Linked DNA regions of Homo sapiens: regions 1 and 3 are each linked to region 2. A link is a loop called in an ENCODE intact Hi-C map of the cell type or tissue named here. Cell type or tissue: heart right ventricle. All regions are shown on one strand.

The links. A loop is a pair of places that touch in the nucleus more often than their neighbours do. Peaks named below come from ENCODE experiments on the same cell type or tissue, not always from the same donor. Only the 100,000 strongest peaks of a DNase experiment are listed, where the experiment ranks them.
Region 1: a loop joins it to region 2, with 4 times the contacts of the local background. A loop is called at or near these places in 15 of 110 quality-filtered maps.
Region 3: a loop joins it to region 2, with 15 times the contacts of the local background. A loop is called at or near these places in 79 of 110 quality-filtered maps.

What each region holds. Positions count from the first base shown.
Region 1 is chr1:147,269,689-147,277,688 of GRCh38, reverse strand. It overlaps CHD1L (chromodomain helicase DNA binding protein 1 like), which reads right to left. Exons shown (of 23, transcript NM_004284.6): 11 at 6,684-6,757; 12 at 5,408-5,518; 13 at 2,221-2,335; 14 at 1,432-1,585. Among named protein-coding and RNA genes, the nearest start is that of CHD1L, 31 kb to the right of the region's middle. In heart right ventricle, a CTCF peak has its summit at 3,786 (motif pointing left); no DNase peak of the experiment used is centred here; H3K27ac peaks cover 1,043 bases.
Region 2 is chr1:147,491,666-147,499,665 of GRCh38, reverse strand. All of the region lies in intron 3 of LINC00624 (long intergenic non-protein coding RNA 624), which reads left to right. Among named protein-coding and RNA genes, the nearest start is that of LINC00624, 22 kb to the left of the region's middle. RefSeq lists a silencer at 4,414-4,603. In heart right ventricle, CTCF peaks have their summits at 2,858 and 4,490 (motif pointing left); DNase peaks (open chromatin) are centred at 2,865 and 4,495; H3K27ac peaks cover 1,713 bases.
Region 3 is chr1:147,888,922-147,896,921 of GRCh38, reverse strand. No RefSeq gene overlaps it. Among named protein-coding and RNA genes, the nearest start is that of GJA8, 9.9 kb to the left of the region's middle. In heart right ventricle, CTCF peaks have their summits at 4,026 (motif pointing right), 6,333 and 6,532 (motif pointing right); DNase peaks (open chromatin) are centred at 4,053 and 6,541.

The sequences.
Region 1 (8,000 bases), 220 kb after region 2:
GTCTCTTAGTGTGAAAACAAAATGTACAGCCTGCCCTAGCACCATTATGGTTAATTAAGCATGCATGTGACACAGTCAGCAACACAAGGAAAGTCAGAAAAAGAAAAAAGCCACACCTACCCCCTAAGATAAACAAAGAACAAACCCAGTGTTACTCTTTCTAGTTCTAGTCCCAAAATTAATAAAACCTTGAGCCTTTCCTGTAATTACTAACTCCCTAACAAAAACAACAGGATCCCTGTCTTTTGCAACACTGATATGTAAAGATATGCACTGGCCTTTGCAGATACGGTAACCATGTAAGAAAACTGCTGTTTTTTCAGACTAATTACAAACTTAGTAACTCTGCTTCTAATATTGTGTCACTTTTTCTCTCTTAAACACTTATGTTTTTTGATGGACTAGTCCTTTCCAATCCTAGTCCATCTTGCAAACTTTTACAAATAAAATTCTTTCCTTTTGTCTGAGTCTGCCTCTAACAATAGTTTGTTTATATTGTATTTTTACTGCACACTCTGACTAAAGCCTAAATTCTCTTTATCTTCCTAAAACTCTGCCCTACTTCTTATTTTCCTTTCTTCTCTCCTCATCATAGGGGCCTAAAACCTCACAGCCATCTTTGAATTTTCTATCTCCCTACTGTTGAGACCCAACTCTAAACAGTAGCCAACTCCTGTCCTTCCTTCTTTTGCAATGTTTCTCACACCAGACTCTCCCACTGATGCTGCCCTTGACAGACATTTATTACTCCCTTCATACCTGCATCTTTCTAGTATCCTAGGAGTTGGTCTCTTTGCATCCAGCCCCTCATCCTTAGGGCAAAAACAAAGCATCCAGGAAATATTATGAGTTTTAATTTTAACCCAAGGGCTGCTACAGAGTAACTCTAAGTCCTCTTCCAAAAGAGAGCTCTAAAATCTTCCAATCCAGTGTCTGTCTCCCATCCAGTACTCCCTTCTTTAAATAAATTACCTCTAGTTCTTTCACCCATTTTTTCTAAGGCACAATTATGAATTCCTGATCTCATTCGCCCTCTTCTGAGTATGAAGTAATGTAAGTCACTGATCAAAGGCTCTGGGACTAAGGTGGAAGTACAGAATTAATTGTTATTGAGTTCTTTATTTTAACTAATTCTCTTAACAGCCCTCTGAGCTAACCTGTGGTGTCTTTATTTTTAGAAATGCAAAAAGAGTAGATCTAAGAAGTTAAGAAAGCCGCTCAAACCCAAACAGCCAAGAAGTGATGAGGCTTGGAACTAATCCTTACTTCCTACAGACCCTGCACACAGCCAGCACTGTGGCAGGTGTGAGGGAGGCCAAGGAACAAATGTGTAGCTGGGGAGAGGGTGAGTGCTGGTTCTTTTCATTTACATTCTCCTCCACAAAGGGTATTGGTATATTCCAAAGTGAAGAACAGTATATCATATCATACCTGGAGGTCAGCATCGGCAGCGGGTTTCTGGGCTCCCAGAGTAAAATGGCCTCCTTCTATGATCATGTTGGTGAGCTGCAGTTTGGAGGCTGCTTTCCTATAGACTATTTCTTCCACAGTGTCTCGACCAATCAGCCGAATAACTTTAACAGACCTGGACATAAGTCAAACAAGGGTAGTGTGCTATAAGGGTGTGCAAAGCTGGGCAAAAGTATGCAAGGTAAATACATCTAAAAGCAAACAAAACCAAATACCATATTCAGGGTACAATGAAAGGGAGATTGGTTCATTTGGTCCTGAGCACTTGTTAGAGAGAACTCGCCTGAAATTCTCTCTGAACCATTCCAGACAGTCAAAGAAAGAATGATGGGGTAACCATGACTGGGATTCCTTATCTGTAGCCAAGGAAAATATCTGGAAGATCAAATTATCCTCAGATCAAAGGGCAACATCTATCTTTCTTTTTTTTTTTTTTAGCTTAGCTCCATAGCCCCATAACCCCATTTTTTAACTGAGTCAGACCCTAACTCAAGAAGGATGAGTTAAATGACTTCTAAAGTTTCCTTCTAATCCTTTCACAGTTTGATTTGACTCCTTCTAATAAAGTCAGTCTGGACTGATAATGTGACCCACCCAATACTACCCTAGGAGTCAATAGCACAGATGAGCTAAAACCTGGTGGTCTCTCAGCTCCCAGTGTGGGACTGTCACCAGGACTATATTCTTCACCTTTTTCACAACCCAGAACTGCTGCTGGGCAAGCCAAGGAAGCAGAAAAAAATCACTTACTTGTTTTGGCCAATGCGATGAGCCCTGGCAGCTGCTTGCAAGTCATTCTGAGGATTAAAGTCACTGTCAACAAAAATCACAGTATCTGCTGCTGTTAAGTTCATGCCAACTCCACCTGAAAACAATGCAAAAAGGAATGTAATCAGCAGCACAAAGACGAGGAGCTAGAAAATAAGCACAAGGCTAGAGTGGGTCAGACTGATAAACTGAAATCAGTCAAAACAATTGGCTTCATCCTTCAAATGGACCCACACCCCTAACTCCAAAGCCTTGTTCCAGCGGTGAGAAGTGCTACCTGACCTCTTATTGCCTGATGGGAAAATTTTTATTACTGAATGGAACAGAATGAGCGGAGCAGGGGCAAGTGGCCAAGGTGGATACTTAAGTCAGTGCCATGGAGCCACTTTATCTCTTCTGCTTAAAAACCTTGATTAGATTTTGATTAGAGTAGTCTGAGGAAAAGGACACATGCTCTTTCAGAAAACAGATCTAAATATGAGAGGTCTGCAGTGCGCACTGTCAAGAGAAGAGTGCCGAATGTCGCTTGCAAGTTACAACTAGGTAGCAAGATCTCTGATAAAAAGTTAATGAGAAGAGTGGATGATATTATACTCCTGAGCAGAGTGGGAAACCTCCTCCCTCTGATTAGAGAAAACTCCAGTGAGTCTTTTTTGTACTGGTTTCCACATTAATCAAAAAGAAAGTAACAAAACCAACGGCAAGACAAGAACACTCTTGTCATTTACTCTGAGTGTTCTGAGGCTTGCTCAGAACACTCTTGCTGGTCTTTCTTCAGTGCTGCAGGAAGAGAGCTGAGGAGGTACCTTGAGTTACAGGAATTAATTAAGAGAACCGTGAAGGTACATTGCAGCCTTCTCTTTGATTAATGTGAAAACAAGTACAAAACAGACTCCCTCTTGCCAGGGTCGTTAGAGCTGGTTGCTGAAACAAGCAAGCCTGAAAGGGCTTGTTCCATAAACCTGAATTAAGGACTAACTTTTAAGAAGGACTACTGACCATAAGCTGGATCTCCAGACAAATCAGGCAGGAATATTCTAATTAAAGTCTTCGTATCAAGTTGAAGTTGGAACAAGGAGGTAATCATGACCGATTACTGAGAGATGCTAAATTATACCTAATAATAATGATAATGACACTTACGCTGTGCTTACTACTTGCCAGGCATTATTCTAAGCACTCTCTCTATATTAACTCCTTTAACCCTCACAACAACCCTGTCGGGAAGTTGAGTAGTTGCTACGATTTTCCCCACTTTATAGATGTTGAAAGGGAGGGTAAGGGACTTCTCTGAAGTTGCAAGCCTAGAAGGTGAAAGAGCCAGGATTCATTCCCTTGCAGTCTTGGTCCAGAGCCCGTGCTTTTATCCACTATACTATAATACTTTTCAGGTGCTTATTTCATTTTAAAATGTGTTCCATAAAATTATCTTCTTGAATTCATGTTGTCTAAGTGCAGCTCTTCACCGAGGGGTGAGATTTTTATAAATAAGCCACACCCACATCCATGAATAGGAACATATTCATGAGCTATCACTGCCATCTGGTGGCAACATGACTCATCACAGAAATATTTGAAATTTGGAAGGAAACCTGTTAAATAAATGAAAATACTGCAAAACTACAACAAAACTGTGACAGCAAACACAACAGTGTTTGGAGAAGACTAATGTCCAGGACTGCTTCAGCTCCCAGATCTACTCTGAGTCCTCCAAGGAGATTAACTGAAAAGCAGAGATCTCTTTTTTCCTAATTTTAGACATTTCAAACATAATGCTGCTCTCTGAATATGAGGATGATGAAATCATTAAAGCATAAATAAAACTGTTTTCCCGGCAGTGATGATGCACTGCCTGATTCTTTCAGTTTCTCCTGAGACTAACCCTGAGGCAACTGATCACATGAGAAAATGGCTGAGACTCCATGTGCAGTCTATGATCTTGGAAGAGTGAGGCCAAATGAATCTTATGTTATTAATTTTATTAGGGAGATAAAACAAACACAGGTGAAATAATCTCCTTATAATCAAAAATTATATCTAACACTTCTTTCATATACCCTTATAGCAGCAGGCATTTAGAAAGCTTTCTAAATAAGACTGAACTCTCTTTTTAGAAAAATGTCAATCTGTCTTTAATAGAGGACACACATCTCTTTCATGTTCCTGCATGTACTCCATCAAGATTTATGTCTACAAAAATAAGATAATGAAACTAGGATCCTATGAGTTGAAAACTAAGGTCAGCTTGCTCCAGGACCTGAGAAAAATTTCTTAGGCTGGAATGTAGTGGTGCAATCTTGGCTCACTGCAACCTCCGCCTCCTGGATTCCAGCGGTTCTCCTGCCTCAGCCTCCGTAGTAGTTGGGATTACAGGCACGCACCACTACATCCAGCTAAGTTTTGTATTTTTTTAAGTAGAGACGGGGTTTCACCATGTTGGCCAGGCTGGTCTCAAACTCCTCACCTCCAGTGATCCACCCACCTCAGCCTCCCAAAGTGCTGGGATTACAGGCATGGGCCACCGTGCCGGCCTTTTTTTTTTTTTTTCCAGACACCACAATGACTTAGAGAATCATTTCATCTCCAAGAGCTGATTTCAAATTATGTAACAGTAAATGAAAGCACTCTGTAACTGGTAAAGCATTACAAATGTCGTAATATTCACGATTTAAATCATATATGGATGATGTCATAAATAATTCTAAAAAGTTGGTATTTTCAACATAATCACATTTTTTAACAACTAGATTTTTGTTAAGCTTTTCAGCACTATTCCAGAAATACTTATAGAGGAAGGACAACTAGTAGACAAACTGTTACCTTATTTCCCAAATTCACGGTTGGGAAGAAGAGCTACTTCCACTGAATGTAAATGAAACATTCCACAAAATCACATAAATCTTTCAGGACATTCCCAGGTCAATGGTCAAAGCAGATTAGAATTACTTTCCAATAACCCCAGGTTTCAGCCTTACTTCTTTGCTGAGATGACAGTTTGGACAGGCTGGATAGAAAACAGCACCATGCTTGATGTCCAGTACCTTGTTTTACATTCAATAGTAACCTCACCTTTCAGAGAATTAAGGAAAAAAGTGTACTAACCGTTGGGATGTAATAGTACTCTATTATCCCTCATTTGTCTGTTTCCATCAATGCCTTTGCAGCCTACCTGCCCTAGTACTCAGGAGAAAAACGAAAATGGGCTGCTGTCCAAAGTTCTTAATGGCCAAGTGTCTCTCTTCTCCTCTCACAGAACCATCCACACGCTCATAGCTGTAGCCTTTACAGAGAGGAAGAAAAACAGAAATCTTAACCCTTTTCAAGTAGTCTTTGGGGAATAAAAAATTAAGCCCAAAACCAAAGGCCAATTTTGTCCCTTTCCATATACAGGCACAGCCCTACTTTAAGCAAATCCCAAAGGGAAAAATTTAAATTAACAGGGACAATTATCATTTTACAAAATAACTCACCATAACATACTCCTCTGGATTTTTTAAATACATGCAGTTGAAGTCTTTGGCACTTATGAAGTTAATACTCAGTTTTGACTATTCTCAAGCAACCCTGAGCATCTATCCTGTGTGATAGTTTCAACTTTGCTGAGATGTAATTCTTATGTAAACAGAAGACAAGCGCTTGGAGGCAGGTGAGTGAGCCCCTTCTAACAGTCCAGCAATCTGCCTTTCAGTGAGGCTTTAGAGTTCGCCACCTGCCTCCATGCATCCGTGTGGGGAAGGGGAGCTACAGGATCAGGCTGTTTATGCATCTGGGGACCCCTCAATGGCCAGTGGCATGTGCCAACGGCATTCTGCAAGTGTCCACTGGACCAGGTATACTGCGGAACTCAGACACCCGGTCTGAACTACTTTTTTAAATTGTAAGGTCTGGAGCTGTTCAACATTGGGCTCAAGATCAACTCATGTTAGAGCCTTTTCTCATCATCTCACACAAATCTTATTACATATTAAACAGACTTCCCAGGTAATAACCTACATTCTTTATTGTCTATGCAGAAAAAGTTGCTCTTACTTTTCCCCTGGCTTATTTGTTATCTCTATAATTTCAATATTCACCTTTTCACTGATCATGAGTAAGTGCTCAACTGTTGAGGTGAATGTTACAAGACGCTAAAAGCTCTAGTCACTGAAACTTTATCACACATTTTCAAAAACATTTCCACAACATTTGCTCCACGGCCCATAATTTTAAATCATGTAACTGATGGGAACGTGGGTGTTTATTTCTGCCCACGTGCCTGTTCTCTGCTGTCCATCCTTGCCTTCACACATCACTCTCCTCTCGCCTTTTGATTTTTTGGTTCTGAATAATGTTCTCACCCTGCTTTCCTTTGTAATATTCTCATATCCCATATTATTCTTCATGGACCTATCTGGACTGTTAAGTCTAACAGAGCCTTAGGTAATGTAGTGGCCAAAAGGTGTCACCTCTGTAATCCATATAGTCTTGGAGAATATCCAACATCTGGGTCATTTGGGAGAAAAGTAAAACCCGATGGCCCCTGGCAAGAAAAAGAAAAGGAAACACTGCCAAGTCTAGTGGTATTTAAGGTCAATTTCCCTCAGGCAAAATTTACCAAACAATAAAAGTTTATAAATAAATACCAAAGTAGAAATATAAGTGTCGTATGATTTATAGACTGCCTCAGAACCTCCAAATGCTTTCTATGAGAATACACCTCCACAGGTAGCTGTATCCCTCAGAGCAGTCATCCTCAAACTAGAGTGGAGATTATTCCCAGGAGACGTGTCAATGCAACAGGGGATATAAGCCCTAGAATAAACAAGGTGCCTCTTTCTGGAATGTCAATTTGCTCAATGGAAAGAAATATAAGCTTTCATTTTAGTAGCAAAATAAATACAGATATGTGAAGAGTAAAATGCAAAATTCAAATACACACACAAAAAAAAAGAAAAGAAAAACTGGAGACTCTGAAGAAAGCCTGTGGTCAGTCATCTACAACTATGCCCTGTTTGGGGGTGTAAAGTCACTATCCTCTCATCTACAGCTATATGGGTTGAAAAGTCTGAGAAGCATTACTTTAGAGAAGCAAGGGGTAAGTGATGTCTCATTTTCCATAACACGAGAAAATTTTTGTATAGCGAGAGGAGGGAAGAAAGGCGGCAAAATGATGGAGTAAGTCAAGAACAAAGTCAAGCCTAGAGTCCCTTGTTACTGGCTGTTATTTTAAATTTGCATAAACAAAGAAGCACAGCACTGTCAAAACAATATTCTCATTATAAAAACTTATTTAATCTGAGCTTGCAACAAGTGTAAGAGGAAAAATTATGGGGAACTCTTTCAAGATTCAAGCCCCAAATGGGTAGAGAAAGCAATGAACCTGAAAACCTCAATTCTAATCTCATTTCTGCCATTTGTTGGCTGTGTGACCTTGGGCAAGTCATATAACCTTTCTGGGTCTGTGAAATAAAAAACTGGCCAGAAGGCATTTATAGGTCCTTCTCCAACTCTAACATACTTATGGCAGATATACGAGAACCAATGAAATACAGTAAGACATGAAATTATTTAACTTGCACATTCCTAAAGTTGAGCAATTTTGCCAAATCTGAAGTTTTAGATTAGTTCAGGCCATACCTAAGACAGTCATTCCAAAGGGATAATTTTGAAACCCATGGGAATCTGGGCTTTTCCTAGACTCCTCTAGAAAGAGAGAACTCTGGTGACTAGGAGGATTAGGTATAAGCTGAACACATGGCTGTTGAACACTAACTGAACCTGGT
Region 2 (8,000 bases):
CTCTCGCCGTGTAAAGAGCAACAGCAGTCATTTTCATCATGACCATCATCATCATGATAGGTTAATAGGGCACTTGTGCATTAAGGACAAATGTGAGTCATAAATATAAGAATAATAATTTAAAAGAAATAAGATCATTCATTTTAACTCTATTCTCCACTGTCCTTTGCTTTGCTGAAATTATACAACCCATCAAGCAGCAGACAGACACCCAATTGAATGTGGTTACCAGAAACACTCCCTGCCTTTGCTTTGTGATTGGTTGAGTGTCTCCTGAGGGCCAGGAGCTTTTTAAGCAGCTGGTGCAAATGGATGCCTTTCTGAAATTAACCAGTTGATGAATGTCACAGCCATCAGGCTTCCCTCCAGTGTTGGACCAGACAGTGCTCAAGCTGCTTGCTTCCCTCACAGCCTCCAGGGTCCATGACTGAGGGGAAGATGAATGGTCCAGGGGATGGGTGGGCAACCAGTTCAAAGCCAACTGCAGAATGCTCAGCCTTTGAGGACTGATATTTCTCTCTCTTATGCATCCTTGTATCTATGTGTGGCCTTTGCCATGTCCAAAATTTCTCGATGTTTGTTTAGGACTGAGGTCCTCTGAGGAGGGGTTTATGTATGTGGTATAAAGACCCAGACTTGACCCTGGCTCAGGTGCTTACAAACTGTGGAAACGTGGGCATGTTATTACCCACTCTGAGTTTCACTTTCCTCAACTGTATAAGGAGAAAATAAGACCTGCTTCACATGAGCATTAAATGATACATGAAGCCTGTTTCAGAGCCACTGGAATATATTGGGCACTCAGTAAATGGTAGGTAGGGTATTATTATTACTATCCTTACTACTGTTATGGAAGGAACCAAGAAGGTCAACTGAATCCAGATATCACAGACCATAAATGCTGTTATTAGAGACTTACTTCTTTGGGTTCTTCTCCCGGTGGATCCTCTTTTAAAAAACAGATATGGATTTTGCATATACTGAGGTGTTAGTAACATACATTACTAACCCATCTAAGTACTTTCATCTTGACCTGAAAGAGGCAAGGGGTTATCAGACTACATTTCCTTTCATCGTGATTTTTCCCACAGTTGGACCCATATCCAAAGGCCACTAAGCTGAGTCTAGTAACTGTGAGTTGCTCTAGTTAGCATTGGGAATGGAACCTACACTCACAAATGCTTTATGGTCCTGGTTGTTTCTGTCCTGACAGAGTACTGGGGTGGGACCAGGAGGCTGGGCTGGTCCTAGCTCTGTCACTGTCTAGGTGGCTTTGGCCAGGGTCTCTCTTTGGATGTCAGTCTCTTCATCTGCAAAATGGAAGGGTTGCATTTTATTGGTGATTTCCAAGTGGTGAACAGGGAAACTGCCCTTTGACAAACACCAGGAGTGAGGAAGAAAAGGGGTTAGAAGAGAGACAGAGAAGAGCCAGATCACAGTTGCTGAAGGGGAAAGGGCAGGGGTAGAAAATCTGTTTGAGAAGAGTAATTCCTGCTTCCCAAAGGACCAGCACTTGGGAAACTAGACTAAATATCTCTGAGGCCATGGGAATGTACAGCCCACTTCGGGTTAGGCAAAACTGTATATGTAACCTAAAGAGGCAAGGGTTTACATAAGGCTAAACAGCCACCCAGAAGGGAATTAGATTTCAAAGCCTCTGCGTTCTGGCCCACTGCTTAGCCACATGCTGCACCTGTTTCCCTTTTCCTTTTTACTAACATGGGCTCTCCCTCTAACACCTACTGACCATTAATTAATGGCCAACAAATCAGTTGAGACACTGTACTAAGTACTTACTGTTCACAGTATCAGAATTTATGCAATAAATTGTATTCTTCTTAGGGGTTGTTAGCATATCCGAAGGCCAATTGTGGAGCCTGGCAAGGTGATCTTTTAAGTGTCTGCTTAAAATTCTATCCACAAGGTTCTGTTGCCTAGAAAATTCTTAATGAGAAGAGTTAAATAAGTAGTTGATCAACGCAGGCACAGTTTTAGGAACACTAATGGACATCAGCTGGTTGGTGGACATTAGTTAGGGCAGGTAGGTCCACCTAAGACTCTCCTCGATTTATTCCTTTGGCTCTTGACTCTTGCCATGCTGCAGTTATGAAGTGCTTTGAGCCTCTCCTCGGTCCGATTCCTCTACATGTTGGTCTGTGATGTGAGAGCAGGAGTCATGGAATTAGAAAACCTGGTTCTTGTGCTCACTTGCTGCCTACCTGCTGTGTAATATTGGGCAGCTGTATACTCTCTCTGAGGCTTAGCTGCCTCATCTGCAAAACAGGCAATAACAACAACCTCCCAGACTGGTTGTGACTATCAACCAAGGTCACTGGCAGGAATAAACATATTGCAAACTGTAGGGCTCTGTGAAACTGTGAGCTCCTTGAGGCCTGGTCAGTGACTCTGTTTTTTGTTGTATATAATATTTAATGCAGTAGTTCTCAACTACATAAGAATCATCCAGAGAGCTTTTAAAAAATACAAAGGCCTGGGCTGCACTCCCAGATATTCTTACTTAATTGTTTTAGGGTGGAGCTGCGGCATTGGTATTTTTAAAAGTTCCCAGGTGATTCCAATGTGCAGTCAGAGTCAAAAATTACATTTGGCTCTTTGCTGGAGGCTCAGTTCTGTTGGATGAATGAATGATTCTAATTATGACTTCCTCTCTCCTTTCCCTGGAGGAGTGTGCTTTGTCCTGGATGGAAAGATGTTTCCTGTGTCAGGCTTTATTCAGGCGCCTGGCTATTTCTAGAACTGCTTTGGAAGAGCATCTGGACATTCATGTTCAGAAGATGCTCACAATGACAAACATGCTGGTGGGCAGCACCTCAAGGGGCCAGATGGGGCGGCCCTGCAGTTGCTGAACGTGGCCACTGGGCTAGTTAGTATTTCTAAGTGGCAGTGTGCCAGGCCTTGGGTAGGCGGAAGGGAGCTGGGATTCCCTGGCCTCCCTCCTACTTCCCACCAATTAGGTCAGGTCAGCCTTTGGCTGTGTTAAATGCTTTAGGAAGTTCCTGGACCCTTTCCTATTGTTTACCTTGTGAAGACATTTCAGTCAGAGTTTTTTAATAGAACAGTGGAACATGAAATTAATTTTCTGGGCAAGCTGGTAGTGAGGTATACTGGTGTTACAAATCTAACTTTAGATTTTTTACTTCAGCTTTTGACTGTACTTCCTTTCAGGAAGAATTCTTTTATGGAATTCAACCAGCCCTAACTCTGTGTGTGTGTGTGTGTGTGTGTGTGTGTGTGTTCTCCTTCATCCACCAAACACACCATGTTTTGATGCATCTGATTTACCATATACAGTTGTGGCAGGAATTTCTTCTTCCCACCTCCCCAGGCCAGTGTGAGCTTCCCCTGAAGCCATCTTGGATCCCCTCAGTTAGGGGCCGCTGCTCAGAATTCCCAGCAGCCTTCCTGTTGCAGCACTTCCCACGTCCTCAATCCTTACACCTCCAGGAATAGGGCACAGGCAGTGCTGTGAAAGCTCAGGCAGAGCTGGGCTTAAACTCCAGAGCTTCTCCGTATTTTCTGAAAGACCTTGGACAAGTTATTTAACTTTTCGGAGACTCAATTTTCTCATCTCTAAAATCATGAGGGACTGTTGATGAATCCTTAAGGACTAATAATCACTGGCGTGACTATCGTGAGAATCCAAGAGGTAAGATAAATAAAGTTACAGGGAAAAGCCTGGCATGAAATTGTTGTTTCTTGCTGAGGGTAGGATTCGTGTGTGTCCTCCCCAAATGCCCAGGTCCCTCCTTCAATGGGCACTCAACAAATATCCACTGAATGGGGGTGCATGAAAGGACATGCTGGGAATCTAAACCTTAGGACAGAGCAAGGAAGCCCCTTTCCTTTCCATGCCTCCTTGTTCAACTAAAGCTATATGTACCTCCTATGGTTGTATTTATTTGTTGTGTCTTTTAAAGCAATATAGTTCTCTTTATGTGTACTCCAACATGCAGCAAAGTATTGTAACCAGACTGCATCATTTGAGTTCATTCCTGAAAGTTGCTTCTTGAGGTTGAGCCATCTTAGAGAAGAACCTGGCCTCAGCAGAAAGAGGTGAAGGCCACAGCATTGGCTGAGTGTTCACTAAGTGCCGGGCCCCTCAACTATGACAGTGTACCAACAGAACACATGGCACGGCAGAAGCACTCATCACCCATAAAACAGATCAAGATGCTGAAGTTCAGAGAAGTTAGGAAGTTTCACTGAGCACCCAAGATAAGACACAGCAAAATGGGATTCTTGGCTCTAAAACCCATATACTTTCCATTATATCACACTGAATTTTGCATCAGAGGAACTGTGGTGGAATTGTGACTTTGTCACTAACCAGCCGGGAGGCCTTGGGAGAGCCACTTAATATTTCTGAGGCTCTAATTTCCTCAACCTACAGGGAGGGTTGGACCACTAGGCGATGGCGCGGTTCTCAAATTCGGTTTCAGTGGCTGTCTGTACCAGCCACTGCTAGTGTCTGCAGCCCTCTAGTGGTGCTTTGCAGGAACCAAGTGGTACCTAACCTTTCCAGGGCAGTTATTCACAAAGCGTTGATGCAGACTGCCAGGGCACCTGGGGCCTCAATGCCTGTTCACATTCACTGACCATGAATTAAAGACAAGCAGGGCTCAGAGGAGCCCTGGAGATAGACGTGAGCCTCATTGGTCCTCAGAGGGATTATTATTTTTAAAACTTTGCTTTCTGTTTGTTCTATACCATGCCTAGGACTCTCACTCACCTTTGAATGATAAAGAATGAACCCTCCCCATAGATTAAAATTGTAATTTTAAATTTAGTCATGGTATGTGCATGTACCTGACTTTGTTCATATCCCACAGCCCTAATATAATCAGGCCATCTTGGCGGCAACAGGATTGCTGAAGGGATGCTGTGTTGTGGACCAGCACATCGGGTTTAAGCCCTGGTAATGCTAGGCATTGACACCACTGGGTCTCTCACCTCTCTGCACCCCAAACTTATCATGGGTAAATGAGGGGTTTGGTGGAAGAGGCCTTGCAACTCTGTCTTATGCATGTGCATGGAGCTGATTCTTTAGAATGGCAGAGTTTTACCATTCCATTCAGTCTTTGAGATTTTTGCTGATGGGAACATGCCTTTCAGTGAAGCTGGGACAGAGGGGTTAGGAAAAGATATTATCTAGAGCTTAAGGTAGAGTAAGGTGAACAAGCATGGCCTTAGGAGCCACCTACATGCTGACAATTCTTACACATATGACCTGGGCCTCTTCCCTGAGATCCAGACTTAGTATCTACCTGTCTGCTCCATTTGGAAATCTAACAGCTATTTCAAACTTAACATGGCCAAATAGAGCTATTTATTCCCCATTCCTCCTAGGTCTATTCCCCAACCCTGGCCTTTCCCACCTTAGTGAATGGTACCACTATCTACCTAGTTGCTCTAGGAGCCCTATTTACTTTTCTTCTTTCAGTTATATCCCCATGTCTAGGTCTTCCAAAAACCCCTTCGCTCTACCTATAAAATATATCTCAAAGCTGACAATTTCTTCCATCTCTACTGTCTGCTACTGTAACACCTTACTCTCTTTCCACCTGGATGACATGACAGCCATAGCCTCTTTTTTTTTTTTTTTTTTTTTTTTGAGACCTAGTCTCATTCTGTCACCTAGGCTGGAGTACAGTGGTGCGATCTTGGCTCACTGCAACTTCTGCCTCCCGGGTTCAAGTGATTCTCCTGCCTCAGCCTCCTGAGTAGCTGGGATTACAGGTGTGTGCCACCACGCCCAGCTAATTTTTGTATTTTTAGTAGAGACGGGGTTTCACCATGTTTTCCAGGCTGGTCTAGAACTCCTGACCTTGTGAACCGCCTGCCTCGGCCTCCCAAAGTGTTAGGATTACAGGCGTGAGCCACCACGCCCAGCCAGCCATAGCCTCTTAACAGGTCTTGGACTTCTACTCTTCCCCCTGGAATTCATCCTTCAGAGTGATTATTCAGAAGAGCAGCACAGATTGTGTTGCCCCCTTACTTAAATCCCTCTAGTGGTTTTGCCTTTGCTTACAGAACCAAATCAAATCCCTAATCTATTGGCACTCCTGCTCCAACCCTCCCACGCTCACCAGCCAGTCTTTCTCCACCCACCCCTCCTTCATCTCACATTGCTCTGGCCACCCCGGCCTTCCCGCCTTCCCTGAAGATACCAAAGTCTTTCTCTTCGTGGGGCCTGTGCTGTCATTTTTTTGCCTGAAATGCTCTTCCTTTAGATTTTAACACAGCTGTCTTCCTCATGATCAATATTGCCTCGAGTCCCAAATGTGACCTCCTCTGAGGGGCCATCCCTGCCCCCACTAACGGAAGCAGCGCCTGAGTCATAGCCCCATATTTTATGTATTTTTTATCCCTTACTCCTGCCTGATTTTTAAAAATTTGTTTAGGAGCTTAACAGCACTCTCCACACTAGAATATAACTTCCTTTTGAGCATAGAAGGTATTCTTCTTGCTCACCACTGATTCTCCAGAGCTTTGAATTATGGGTCTTCAAAAATATTTCATGATGAATTAACTGACAGCTGATGATCCCGGCCTGCTTCATTAACTCTTTACACAGGCTCGTCAGTATAGCACACAATTTTGTCATCCAGAAGAAAGAAGAAAGTTATATTTTGTTTGTTTGTTTGTTTGTTTGTTTTATGAGAGGGTCTCACTCTGTCTCCAAGGCTGTAGTGCAGTGGTGCGATCTTGGCTCACTGCAACCTCCACATCCCGGGTTCAAGGGAGTCTTGTGCCTCAGCCTCCCGGGTAGTTAGGATTACAGGTGCATGCCACCATGCTCAGCTAATTTTTGTATTTTTAGTAGAGATGGGGTTTCACCATGTTGGCCAGGCTGGTGTCGAACTCCTGACCTCAGGTGATCCACCTGCTTTGACCTCCCAAAGTGCTGGGATTATAGGTGTGAGCCACCGCACCCGGCCTAGCAGAAAGTTTTTTCAATTACACTATCTTAGTCCTATTCTCTAGTCTTAACTGAACATAGTTCTCAAGATTCAATTCTGGCTATCATAGTAGCATTTCTTCAAAACATGAAGAAATGTCTGCTCTGGGCTAGCAGAGATGGAAGGAATGAAGGAGTGTATGTATGTGTGATCAGTATGTATTTGTATGTGCTTGCGTGTGTATTGAGGGGCTGGGATTTCATTTTATAGTTGAGTGTGGTAAATGATTTTAAGCTGCCTTACCTAGAATTCAGAGTGTAACTTAGTGTAAATAAAGCACCAGGTGGCAGCAGGGGAATATTGCTACACATTTTTTTTTTTTTAAACACTTAAGGTATTTTCCCAGTGGATTAGCTGCTATACAAAATGGACAATTAGACACAGGCCTGCACAAAGAGCTTGCAATCTATAGATGGATCAGTTGTCATTATATAAAGCTCCATATCTTCATTATCAAAAGCAGCTATGCTGAATGCTCTTCTCTGAAAGATTGTAAGCAAGCTCTGCAGAACCTGGGCAGGCCAGGGTGAGCCTTGCTCTGTGGAGATTATAACAGAAAATAAAAAATAAAGGAAATGTAGATGGGCATACCAGCTCTGAACAAGTTAAGGAATGATTATGTATTGCAAATTATTTGTTAACTTGGCTATTTATAGTTTATAGTATAGTGTCTGTCTCTAGACTGAAAGTCCTTCGAAGGCAGGCACCAATCTTTTTCTTCTTTAAATCCGGAAACACTTAGCAGGGAGCCCATCACATGAAAGGGGCTTAATAAACGTTTGTTGAACAACTGAGAAAAAAGTTAAGAAATTAAAAAGTAAAAATGAGAAGAAAAAACTGTGAACACTACTATACAGAAAGGAATTCGGAGCATGCCTTGTATCAAGTATCTGAGTTGCATGCTCTTAGTCCCAGAGTGCAGTTTTATTTATCTTTCCTTCTTTTTTCTTGAAGAAGAGGCAAGGATCCTTCCATGCCTGACTTCAGTGGAATATTGACCTCTTAGAGATTTTCAGATTA
Region 3 (8,000 bases), 400 kb before region 2:
AGCAAGCTGGGTTAACAAGCCCCCCCAGGTGATTCTAATGCATGCTAAAATTTTAGAACCACTGATCTAGGAAGCTGCAGCTACTAGAATTGTTCATCCTGGCCCTGGTGCTCAAAGCTTTTGTATCACAACCCTCCCCAACAACAAACTGCACCTCTTGACACTCTACCACCAAGATAGGGCCCTAAAAACATTTCTCTGGGTCCACCTAAAAAAAAAATCATTGTAAAATGTTCACTACAGTCTCCCAGCTGCCATATGAGCCCAGCCTACATATACAATATCATAAATGAGAAAGGGAGAAAAATATTTTGTATACACATGGTGTTTTCATCAAGACTGAGGGGTAGGCACTTGTATCTTTATTTTATGGAGACGCAGTGAGCTTAAGTAATTAGCACACAGTTGCAGAAAGAAAGGGGCAGGGCCAGGACTAGGACCAGATCTGCTTGACTCCAGAGACCATGTTTGCTCTGGCCTACCCATGTTGTCTCCTTTAATTATAAGGTTTGGTTCTACAGTGCTGAATTTTCAGAGCATCTCGGGTCTCCGGTCTTTGTGCTAATTAGTTAACATTTAGCATGTTTTAAAAAGCTGCTTTTTGTTCTGTAAAACCAATATAGCTGCAAATATCTTCTAAATAGACTAATTCACTTTGCACATATCTATATATTTAATAAAACTACAAATGTATGGCATGAATATCTGCACATTGAAAAAAAACTAACAATATAGGGGCATGTAGGGTAAAAAGTAAAGGCCTCGGCCAGGCATGGTGGCTCACACCTGTAATCCCAGCACTTTGGGAGGCCGAGGCAGGCAGATCACCTGAGGTCAGGAGTTCGAGACCAGCCTGGACAACACAGTGAAACCCCATCTCTACTAAAAATACAAAAACTAGCCGGGCATGGTGGCAGCCACCTGTAATCTCAGCTACTTGGGAGGCTGACACAGGAGAATTGCTTGAACCTGGGAAGCGGAGGTTGCAGTGAGCCGAGTTCGTGCCAGTGCACTCCAGCCTGGGTGACAGAGAGAGACTCCGTCTCCAAAAAAACCATAAAAATAAAAAGAGTGGAGGCCTCTCCTTACCCTCTTGTTCCTATCCTACCATCACTGTGACCATGCTTAACAGTTTGATATGTGTCTTTCTAGATGCTTTTTCTATGCATATATGTATGTACATGTCAATGAGATCAACGAATTGCATATTATTGTGTGACTTGCCTTTTTCCCTTAATATATCTTGGTGATCTTTGCAGTGCATGCAGATCAACCTCATCCTTTTAATGTCTGTAATAGTATTCCACAGTAAGGACATCCTGTACGTTTATTTGGTCTGTTCTCTATTGAAAGACACTTAGATTGCTTTTTTTCCTGTCACAATATTTTTAAGTAGTAACATCCTTATGAATATATTTTGAGCACATGTAGGAATATTTCAGGAGTGTGTAGAGGTAGAAATGATTGTTCAAAAGAGGTAAAATTTAAAAGTTCATAGGTACTACCAATCGCTCTCAAACACACTGTACCATACTACACTCATATAGCTGTCAAGGGAGCACTTCGTTATGTATTCTTACAATCACTGGCTATTGTCCAGCTTCACATTTTTTACAATGGGATGGGCAGAAAGTATCTTATTTTAGTTTGTGTTTTTCTGGTTACTAGAGAGATGGCGTGACTCCTCATGTTTACTAGCTATTTGCCTTTCTTTTTTCTGAATTGCCTACTCATATCCTTTGTCCATTTGGGTAGGGGGAGCAGTTGTCTTTTCCTTATAGACGTATAAGCTCTTCTTATAGACTATGGTTATTATTCCTCTGCCACTTATGTTGTAAAACTTTTTCCAAATCATCACTTGTCTTGCAAGTTTACTTTTAGTGTGTTTTGCTGTACAGAGAATTTATATTTTTATCTAATCAAGTCTGTCATTTAAAAATGTATTGTTTCTTGACTTTGTGCCTGGCTTAGAAAGCCCTCTACATTTCACTTAAATTCAAGAAACCAGTTAGAAAAAAATTTTGCCAGATCAGCTTCTGTTTCAGTTCAGCATTTAAGCCTGGATGCTTAAAAAACTGGATTATGATAGCAATGTCAGTACTGCTGATTCTCCTCCTAGTTTTTAGTCCTCTTTCTCTGCTGGCATTAAACATAATGATAATAAAGGAGTACAGTCATCCCAAAGTATCTGTGGGGGATTGGCTCCAGGACCACCCGCAGATACCAAAATCTATACAAACTCAAGTCCTGTAGTCTGCCCTATGAAACCCGTGGATATGAAAAGTGAGCCCTACTATAATGCAGATTTCCAAATCTTGCCTTCCTACCCATGTTTGGTTGCTGATGCAGAACCCACCAATATGGAGACAATACGGAAGGCAGACTGCATTTATTGAAGAACACCTGTGTATAAGTGGACCCGCACAGTTTAAATCATTTTGTGCAAGGGTCAACTATATATACATATATATAATTCATCATCTTGGTGCATCTGGAGACAGATTTTATCATCATTTGCAAGGGCCTCTTCTGATTCGCAAATCAGAAAGTCAAACCTGGGGATTATCTGTGACATTTCGCTTTTCCAATGTGTTTTTGTCTTGCATTTTATGGCTCTGGATGCCTGATTTGTACTATATTCAGATATCACTGATGGATGAGATAGGTGAGAAAGAGCAAGAATGTTATTTTTATTTTATTTTTTTAATTTTAACTTTTTTTTTTTTTGAGACAGAGTCTCACTTGTCACCCAGGCTGGAGTGCAGTCATGCAATCTCGGCTCTCTGCAACCTCCTGGATTCAAGCAATTCTTGTTCCTCAGTCTCCTGAGTAGCTGGAATTACAGGTGTGTGTCACCATACCCAGCTAATTTTTGTATTTTTAGTAGAGATGGGGTTTTACCATATTGGCTGGGTTGGTCTCAAACTCGTGACCTCAGGTCATCTGCCCACCTCAGCCTCCCAAAGTGCTGGGATTACAGTCGTGAGCCACCACATCCAGCCCTGTTTTTCTCCTTTATAGGCATATTTTCTACCTTTTTACGGAGAGAGAGCTTTTTTATTTTTCTTTTTGCCTTTGCTTTTTGTTTTGGAAATTGCTTGTCTCTTTTATGTATCTCTAAGGCTGTCATTACCCTTTCTTGGGCCTGTAACTTCTCACTCAGAAGCAACAGCGTAATTGTCACAGCCCGTCTGGGTTGGTCCTCTTATAGGTACTTGGTCTTTTTGGTCTCAATGTATGTGAAAGACAGAATAATGGCCCGCAAAGATGTCAGCGTCGTAATCCCTGGAACCTGGGAATATGCTATATTACATGGCAAAGAGGAATTAAGGTTTCAGATGTGGAATTAAGGTTCCATTCAAACCACAATTCTCAGTTTTTCCTGGCTCCAAGCGATGCTCTGTTCTACAGAAAGCAGCCACTCACTCTTAAGAAACGTACTTGCTGGGCATCTGATTGGCTTTAGGCTCACAGATTCCTATAATTTGCATATTCCGGTGGTAATTATTCTTCCTATAATTATTCTAGAATCTAATATACAACTGTGCTTTGGTTGCCATTCATGACAAAGAAATAGCTGTGGTCTGTCTGTGCCAGTTACTCTGAATTTCACAAAGGCTTGCCTCTTTCCTCATTCTTTACTACTTGGTTTCTTTTCAACTCAAGTTAGAGATTTGAATCTGACCAGATTTTTTGGAATGAATCTAGACCTGGAAGCAGGAAAACCTCAGTGTCTGTAGCTTAATCTAGTTGGTCTCTCAGTCACCAAGGTCTTCAGTTTGTCTGTCTTGTAAGTGGGGATAATGCATCTCATGTACATCAGCTGACATAGTTCCTAACCCACAGGAGACTCAAAACAAATATTGTTTTCTTCCCATCTCTCAGTTTTATGGCCTGTAACATGGGTATATTAATGAGACATACTTTGCCAAGGTTTTTTGAGGATTAAATAAGATAATACAGATATTCAGAAAGAAATGCAAGCTTGTTTCCTTTTGGAGTCATGCTGCACTCCTACCACTAGATGGCATGATCAGCACAGCCAGCTGGTGAAAACAGCTCTGAAGTCTAAGGGAAAGGGATCCCACTTCGTTTTCTTTTCTCAGGATGAAGTTTGGAAATAATTATCACAGATGTACTGAAGAAGTCTTCATTTTTGCTGTAAATCATGTATTACCATCAGAGATTTTCTTGGGCAGTAGACTTCCCTGAGGAATGGTTGGAAGTGAGGCCTAGAAACTGGAGTGGTCTCTTTGAAACGTCGTTTGATCATGTCCTTCCCATACATGCCTCTTTTATCGTGTCCTTCCCAGACTTTAATCTCACTGTGGTTTGCTGTCACCTATTCAAGTACATATAAAATAAGTCACTCAGGGCTGGGTGCGGTGGCTCATGCCTGTAATCCTAGCACTTTGGCTGAGGCGGGCGGATCACTTGAGTTAGAGTGAAACTCTGTCTGGAAAAAAAAAAATCACTCAGGTTGAGAGTGAGAGGCCCCTAGTCCTGCCCCTGAGGCACCACAGTGGAGCCCTGGAACTCCGTGAGCCATGGCTGAAGAACCACTGCAGGAGGAAGCTTGGGGCCTTTAGCATGGCACATAGGGCCCTCTGCTGTCTGATGACTGCCAATTTACTCCAGCCCATCTCTTGCCACTCATAGCTTTGCACTGGCTCTCAGCACCTATGATCTACCGAGTTTCTTATGCACATAATCCTGTTTCTTGCCTCTATGCCTTTGCCTACGCAGTCCCCTCTCTATTTTGAATCTCCTCTCCCCTAACTGACTCATCCGTTGGGGCTCAGTTTGGGCTTTAACTTCCCCAGGACTTCTTACTTGACCCTATCTAAGTTGTTTTCTAGTAGTTCACTTATGTGTCTGCATCCCCCACTAGTCTGTGAGATTTCTGAGTACAGGGAAAGTCTCTTACGTCTATTTTATAAAGGCCTGGCAAATGAAAGAACTCAATGGGTTTGGAGAAATGAATGAGTGATGAGTAGAGAGAAGGGCACCACCTAGATGAGGAGGTAGGAGATGAAGATGTAGGAGATGAAGATGTAGGAGTGGCAAAGGAAAATGAGTGTTTTGAATCTAGAAGTAAGGGGAGTCCTTCCCCAGCTGCAGGCTGAGCCCCCAGCAGGAGACCAGGTGAGCCTTCTTCTCTCAAAGCCTCAGTGGCAGCCCTCACAAGAGGTCACCAGGGGCTGGGAAATTGGAACTCCTTCAGCCACAGAGCAGCTGTTAGAGAAGCACTAGCAGTGTTGGGAGAGGAGGACCTCGGGATGGGGGCAAAGGCTCCGGCTGTCCCAGAGAGACAGTGCAGAAGGATGGCTGTTTGACTGCCCAGGCTCCAGGGACAGCAGGCTTGCTTCTAAGAATCATTTTGACTGTGATCTTCGAGGCCTGGGGTTGGAGGGCCTAAATCTGCCCAGGCTGTACTAAAGGCAAGTGTCCTACCAGGGATGACCTCTGCCAGAAGGCCAGAGGGCGGAGGTGGATCTCAATCTGAAACTGGGAGGGGAAACCACTTGAATCTTAAAAAAATCGCTTCTTACTTCATTTTCCTTCTGAGCGGGTCCCTAGACATCCAAACAATGCCTCTCCAGGCAGCCTGGCACGGCTGTCATAAAATGCAACTGAAATCTGTATCTATGGAAACAGGCTGGCTCCTCGTTTTTGCCTCTCTCACTCCCTGCTTCTGTGTTGGCCAGGATGGGGCTAGACTCCAAGCTCTGCACTCTGATGTAGGGGCAGCTTCATCCATGCTCTGATGGACCTCCTGTGTCCCCCTTCCTTTTACCTCCTCTTACCAGAGGCAGAGGAGGTTCTGGGAGAGGGTGACCTCGGGATGGGGGCAAAGGTTCCGGCTGTCCCAGAGAGACAGTGCAGAAGGATGACTGTTTGCCTGCCCAGGCTCCAGGGACAGCAGGGAGTGACTGACAGGGGTGCTGTAGGCTCGATGCCCCAATCTGGGCTTTTGGGATTGAGGCCCAGACCTTTATCCACTCAACAAAATTAATTCCCTGCCTCCTCCACCCACCCTAGGCTTGACAGCAATTCTCTGGTCCTTTCTTTCCGTTGCCTGAAGAGGTGACTTAGTATTCCTTAGGGTACATATGTGATGGTGTTTGGTTTGAGAGGTTTATTTAAAAAAAATATTTTGGGGGGATTTAAGATGAATGAAAATCATTCTGCTTCAACTTGGCAGAATGGACTGAAATGGAAACAAAGACAGCACAACTCTTTTCTTCTCTAGCCCTGATGTGCTGATTTACTAAACCAGGAGTTTTCTTGCAGGGGCAACCTGTTTTCAAAACACACTGCAGACAGGTCTAGCTTAGCTGACCTGTGTGAACATCAATGGGGAGGGTAGAAGGAACAGGGTGATGGCATTCGGGGATCTCACCATTCTGACAAGACACAAGTCATTCAACAGCCAGAGGTTCTGAGGACAGCATTTCCACTCCCACGGGGTGCCCCTGTCTGGGCAGCCCAGGACAGCGTCCGGAATACCGCAGAGCTTGGCCCTGCGCCACGAGGGGGCGATGCCGTCTCTCTTTTGCTCCACGCACTGTAGTAGACGCCTTCAGAGCCTGAGGGCAAAGAAAAGAGGCTTACTCCAAGTCTGCAAAGGAGAGTCAAGTGAACTCTTTTTTTCCACACGGGAAAAGATGGATATGGTCTAAATGGGAGGGGCTGGGAGGACAGGAAATGCAAAGGGGGACAACCTTGGCTTTAATTTTACTGTATAACCACACTCTCTGGGCCGGTTTCCTGGTGCCTTCCCTTTCACCCTGTTTAGTGATCATTATACTGGTGGCACTGGATGCCCCAGAGGGTATCCCTCTTTTTCTCCTCTTACTTTTCTTCCTATTCAGAAGTCCCTTTTATCACGGAAATATTTGCCCTGTCTCCCACAGCACCACAAATCCAGAATCACCAACCCGAGGGTTTCAAGATTCTTTGCTCTATCCCCTCCCTTCTCTCAGACCTGTCCTTATTTCCTTTGGTCCTGCACAATTCTACTGTATCCCTGATTGTACCAGGGGCAATATTTGATGATAAAGGGCAGAGTAAATTGTAGAGCATTAGGTTCATGTGATGACAAAGCAAAGGGCAAAACTTCAGCAGATGGCAGGCCTTGATCACTGGAGACAAACATTCTGGGGCCTTTCTGGTTAGGGCAATGGAGAACCCATTCTAAGAGTTATGGCTGAGATTGTGTGAATTTAACTCACCCACCTGCAAATCAGAGACAGACTTGGCTACAGGAAGCCTCTGTTGCTAGGGGCAGAATTGGGGAGCTTTTGGGACCTTCTCTCTTGTGAGTTGTCCATGGCCTGGGCTTGCACTCCAAAAGCCTCCTGGCTAATTGAAATCCACTGGTACAGCTTGCATCAACAAAGACTCCAGGCTCCTACTCAGGAGTTCATTTTGCCCTTGGCCTACCTGTAAACCCATTAGAGTGGAGAGTGCAGAGGAATTTCTCTCCCCACTAGGTCCAGCAAACACATTTTCATGTCCTTGTAAACGATGAGGGAGTCTTCCATGGAAGACTGTAGGTAGAGCCATCACTGGCTTTCACAACATGGTTTAGTATTTTTGTTGTCAGTCTCTATAATCTGGCTATAATTCTATAATTCTGGCTCAGAATCTATCACTTACTAGCTCTGTGATAGGTGGCAAATTAACCCTTTTAAATCTCATTTTTATCATCTGTAGATGGAGATGATTATTATGAGAACTTAATGAGATAATCTATGTTAAAGTACTCGGCCCAATTGCTGGCACATAAATGGTTGTTATCATTATCTTGAAATGCAGTGGAGTATAAAGGCTAAGCCAGCTGACTCAAATCTGAGCTCTACCACTTACCGTCAGTGTGAGCTCAGGAAAACCATTTGATTTCTATATGCCTCAGTCTTCTCAGATGTAAAATGCAATTTATTTATTTGAGACAGGGCCTCTCTCCTGTTATCCAGGCTGGAGTGCAGTGGCACAAT